Regions from separate parts of the Homo sapiens genome. Here region 1 is linked to region 2. A link is a loop called in an ENCODE intact Hi-C map of the cell type or tissue named here. Cell type or tissue: PC-9. All regions are shown on one strand. Each heading gives the region's core, and the rest is flanking DNA. Links, peaks and the distances in the headings are about the cores only. Region 1 overlaps BZW2 (basic leucine zipper and W2 domains 2). Region 2 has its middle 130 kb from the start of CRPPA-AS1.

The links. Peaks named below come from ENCODE experiments on the same cell type or tissue, not always from the same donor. Only the 100,000 strongest peaks of a DNase experiment are listed, where the experiment ranks them.
Region 1: it touches region 2 in a loop (11-fold over the local background); 1 of 110 quality-filtered maps calls a loop at or near these places.

The regions. Positions count from the first base shown.
Region 1 is chr7:16,666,802-16,669,616 of GRCh38, reverse strand. All of the region lies in intron 2 of BZW2 (basic leucine zipper and W2 domains 2), which reads right to left. Among named protein-coding and RNA genes, the nearest start is that of BZW2, 22 kb to the right of the region's middle. In PC-9, for the core only: a CTCF peak has its summit at 1,500; a DNase peak (open chromatin) is centred at 1,366; H3K4me3 peaks cover 961 bases; H3K27ac peaks cover 2,500 bases.
Region 2 is chr7:16,076,999-16,079,813 of GRCh38, reverse strand. No RefSeq gene overlaps it. Among named protein-coding and RNA genes, the nearest start is that of CRPPA-AS1, 130 kb to the left of the region's middle. RefSeq lists enhancers at 1,151-1,685, 2,012-2,815. In PC-9, for the core only: CTCF peaks have their summits at 1,343 and 1,545 (motif pointing left); a DNase peak (open chromatin) is centred at 1,523.

The DNA of each region.
Region 1 (2,815 bases), core at 12-2,511, 590 kb before region 2:
ACTGAGATGTAGCAATGAATTTTAAAAATCACATATTTTCTTTTTTCCTGTAAAATCAAATGTATTTTCTAATTATATATATACACATACTCATATTTGCACATATATTTCAAGATTTAAAGGTTTGCTCATTTAGTTATTAACACCACTTACTATAAAGCTAAAAGTGATTTAAAACCAATATTACATGGCTGGGCATGGTGGCTCACGCCTGTAATCCCAGCACTTTGGGAGGCCAAGGTAGATGGATCACTTGAGCCCAGGCGTTCTGAGACGAACCTGAGCAACATGATGAAACTTCAGGTTTACTAAAAAATACAAAACTTAGCTGGGTGTGGTGGTGCACGCCTGTAATCCCAGCTACTCGGGAGGTTGAGGCACAAGAATCACTTGAATCTGGGAGGGAGAGGCTGCAGTGAGCTGAGATTGCGCCACTGAACTCCAGCCTAGATGACAGAGTGAGACTGTCTCCAACAACAAAAACAAAAAACATTATTTACAGAGCTAAAGTCTCAGGGAGAAACCTGAGCACATGGTCATGCTGAATGCCTGCAGTTTGGCCTTTTTTTCTCTCTCTTGTTTTCACTAATTGTAATCCAATTTTTCTAAAAATGTACAGAAAGAACAGTTTGATTATTAAATGTTTCATTTAGCAAAGCATAATCCAATTGCTCATGGGAGAAATTTTCATCTTTTCAGATTTTCACAAGTCACAGGAAAAAACATAATTACTTTGGAGAATATATCATAAGTGAGATGTGTTTCATAAAGGAAAAGAGAATCTGATTAGAGTTCTATTATATAATGTGTCCTGCCATGACGTTTGTATTTTAATGCTAAGCAGTAACGACAATGCAATAAGAAATACATTGTCATACTAACTTGGCATGCAGGAGCACTGGCTTTGCTAGGAAATGTTTCAAAGTGAAGACCTATCTTCAGAAAACAGCCTATCACAAGGACCTTGAAATATCCTCAGTAGTAATTTTCCCCAGCTCTACAAAATTGCTAATCACTTATTTGATGTCAGCCCCTTCATAATAGCAAAGAAAAGTTAAGGATGAGAAATCATCAGGAGGCGTTTCACTACTAAGAAGAGCAGAAAATGAAGTTGACTCAATTTTTATTCCCCCATCAGGAGTTTGGCACAAAATGGCTCAAGTGTTGCTTCAATCCCCAAGAGATATGAGTTATATGAATCTAGATCAACTGGCAAATAATATATATTTCTCAGTGGCTCTCCCTGAGCACTCCAACAGCACAATCTTGACCACCAAGTGATTCAGAGGCAAACCGGTTCTGAAGGAGAGAAAACTTTCTGGTTCTTAACTGAAGACAAACGTAAGGGCCAGTTTACTCGCTGACTCACGTCTGCTGTTGTGCAACACATTCTGAGGCCCTCTCTTGAGCTCAGTTCCAGTGAATTAGCGTCACACTAATAAAGATGCTTGAGGTGGAGATCCAGCTCTGAGATTAACACGATCCCCCAGCGGCAGGCAATAGCCAACGTTTCTGTGCCTCATAGCTGGGCATATATTAGCTATTATCACATTACTAGGCTCCACAATACCTTCACTGTAATTAGGTTTCTGAACTATATTGGTCATTACTGATAAATCCTTTTAAAATCATCCATGTCCTTTTTTCCAAGACTGCTTTAAACAATAAGACAATGAATTCTGGTTAGCACTTTGTGTTTGATATCTGCTTCCAGATGGCAAGGGGCAATGTAGTGGGGCACAATTTGTAAGAGTAAGATGAGGACTAAATAGAGAAGTGGCTCAGGCTATACTTGTACTTATTCTTCTCATGCGGATAGGCCAGAAATGAAAAAAATAGAAAAGGGAGAGTGCAAAACAGAAAAACTGTACAAAGTAACTATTTTCCGGTCACTTGAATTTTTTTTAATTTTTATATTTTACTTTGAACATGAAGCTTCCCAGCAGATAGCACACAGTTAAATTCAGTCTTACTGCTTCCTAGTGACTCTTACAAACTCTTCTGATCCAAATGATCTATTATATTGCAATTTCTTTTCCGTCTACGTGACTAGACTTGTTACTTAAATGGAGACAGCACTGCAAGAGAACACAGGCTGCTTAGCACTGACTGCCAAAGGCATATAAAGTCAGTTATTAAAGAGATAATTTAGTCCTGCAAGATCATTACATGTGATTCTGCTCCAACATCTTTTACCTTTATACATACTTCCTTAAATATTTTTCAGTAATTCCCTTCAACTTTATTTAATTTAATCACTCACATCATGTTTCCTCTTTGAAAAAGTTTCCCTATTGAGTTCCAGTTCAGCGTTTTTTTTTTTGTTTTTTTTTTTTTGAGATGGAGCTTCACTCGTTGCCCAGGCTGCAGTGCAGTGGTGCAATGTCGGCTCACTGACCTCCCAATCCTGGGTTCAAGCGATTCTCCTTGCCTCAGCCTCCAGAATAGCTGGGATTACAGGCATGCGCCACCACGCCTGGCTAATTTTGTACTTTTAGTAGAGACTGGGTTTCTCCATGTTGGTCAGGCTGGTCTCAAACTACCAACCTTAGGTGATCCACTCGCCTCGGCCTCCCAAAGTGTTGGGATTACAGGCATGAGCCACCACGCCTGGCCCCAGTTCAGCTATTCTTACATCCAAGAGGACCTCTATATAATTATGCAAAACTGACTAAATATAAAATCATGTTTAAAATATTCTTGGCTTGGTGTAGTGGCTCATGCCTGTAATCCCATCACTCTGGGAGGCTAAGACATGAACATCGCTTGAACCCAGCTTCAACAACATAGCAAGACCTTGTCTCCACACAAAAGT
Region 2 (2,815 bases), core at 56-2,555:
ATATTTTATTATAGAACTTACAGTATTTTAACACTAGACAACTTAAGAGGGCATATCGATGCCATACAGATGTTCTTTATTTTCTTTGAATCTAGAAGCATAAACGTTGGTGACAGGTATAAAAGAAGTTACACATGCAGGATCAATATGAAATAAGCCTCCCCAATTTTTTTCCCTTCATAAGCTCCACAAATAATGCTCCCCTCACTCTACATTCCTATTCCATGATCTTCAGTAACTCTCTACTTATTTCTCTAGCAAGTAAACCCATCATTTTTCCTTTACTGTATATTTCATCATTGTAGTCCACCTCTATATTTGCATTCTAGTGCTACCTATAAGGCCAACATTAGTCCTGCACCTTCAGTGGAATCAGACCAGTTGCCTTCCTGACCACATACCCACGCATCCCCTTCTTCCGGTTGCACTTTGACTGATGGCCTTGCTCTTACTGGGAACACATCACCTGCCCTCTCTTTATTCAATTCCTATGCTTCCTACAGTATTTATTCCTGTTGCTGCTCAACTAGCATACCTTCTCGGACCTTTCCATTATTTTGATATTTAAAGGCTGTAAACTCACAAATCCACACTGTATACATGCTGACTTGGGATATACTAATTAAATGTAGCATCATTTCTCCTCAATTTAAGAACAAACAACATGTTTTGGTTTACAACAGGTTTTCTGCAAGGCCCTGCCATGTTTGAACACACAATGAGCATTCATATATATGCAGAACATTGATTTGGTAGGAATGAATCATTAAATGATTATCATCTTTGAGAATATGGTGGAAGACACTTTTACTACCAGCTGACTCTTATTTCAGGTGCTGTGCCTAGATGCTTTCTGTACTGTATTTCATCTAATGGCATTCATTTCATCTAATGTTCTGCTGTGTGAATTAGAATCAATATTTACATAATGTGAATTATTTACAATAAAATTCACAATATTTACATAATATGTAAATATTTACACAATATGTAAATATTTACACAATATGTAAATATTTACACAATATGTAAATATTTACACAATATGTAAATATTTACATAATATGTAAAATATGTAAATATTTGTAAAATACTGTGTAAAATATGTAAATATTTACATAATATGTAAAAATTCACAATATTTACATAATATTGTGAATTAGAGTCAATATTTACATAATATAGCTGATTTGTTTTGGTAATTTTACTTCTTAGGCTCTGTTATTGTGATAATCTGTGATTTTTATTTAAAGTTGGGCACTTAAATGTATGGGAATTTAACATTCTCATACAAAGAAAGGGAAAAGGACAGAAAGGAAGGAAGTCAGTTGTCAAGCCATTCATGAATGGCCCCCAGCACCTGATCAAATGAGTACTGATGAAAAATACTTAAAGCCCTGTGGCAACTGGCGTTTGTGACAGGCTTTTAAAATACACACTCTCCTTTGAAGTTCACCTTTTTTCTTCAGGTCTTTCCTGAGGGACACAAAGAATTCAAACAAACACTAGAAATCCTCTTCATGTATCTGCTGCTTTAATGGAAACTAAGCTCCACCTGGTGGTAGAATGGGTTTTTTGTCTTTGGACTTCGGCATGTCCACTGAGATGCATTCAGCAGGGAAACAAAATCTGTATACATCTAAACATACGCATACATTGATGTGTTATGTATGTGTGATTTTCAGATGTTGTCACAAAAGTTGTGAATTATGCTTATTCTTGTGCTTTATTGGCATTTAAAGCAAGGCATTCAGCATTTGCTTACTATCAATGTCTCATGATGTTCAGGCTCTCAGCAGTGACCAGAATGATCTTACTGTGATAATCACAAAATCTTGCCTCTGTTTCATGTTAAGATTGTTTTCAAAAGGATTTGACTTACACTTTGATAGTAATAGTAGTTTATGACTAATAAAAATGGAGAAATGCTTGAAAATATTAACTCAAGTAATAGTGCTGGTTAGTACAACTCTTAATACGTGACTATGTCTTTTCTCTCTCTCATATAAGAGCATTATTGTGTTGAGTGACAGAAGTTTGTAACATTTAGCTTTATAGGAACTAGAAGCCCTCCAGCTGGATTTAGCCCACAGATCTGTTGTCAGATCTGTGTTAAAAATACAAAATAGGTGTTTACATTTGCAAATTGGGGCATTTCATAAAAATGCAGCCATCTAGCAATGACGGGCCTTTTTCTTTTACTGAAACACTGTCTGTTCTGTCACACAGGCTGGAGTGCACTGGTGTGATCTCAGCTCTCTGAAGCCTCAACCTCCTGGAGCTCAAATGATCCTCCCACCTCAGGCTCCCAAGTGTCTGGGACTACAGGAGCCTGTCATTACACCTGGCTAATTTTTGTATTTTTTATAGAGACAAGGTTTTGCCGTGTCGCCAGGCTGGTTTCAAGCGACCCTCCTACCTTTGCCTCTCAAACTGCTGGGATTACAGGCATGTGCCAATGCGCCCGGCCAGGGGATCTTTTTCCTTCAAGGCAAGTGACCTCAACCTGAAGAGTAGCTAGCCTTTTAAGAAGCGGCACTGATATGGTCAGGTTTTTTGTCCCCATCCAAATCTCATCTTGAATTGTAATCCCCATAATCCCTACAGGTCAAGGGAGAGACCAGGTGGAGGCAATTGAATCATAGCCCAGGTGGAGGCAATTGAATCATAGCCCAGGTGGAGGCAATTGAATCACAGACCAGGTGGAGGCAATTGAGTCACAGGCGTGGTTCCCCCCAGTCTGTTCTCACGATAGTGAGTTCTCACGAGATTGACGGTTTTATAAGGGGTTCTTTCCCATTTCACTCAGCGCTTC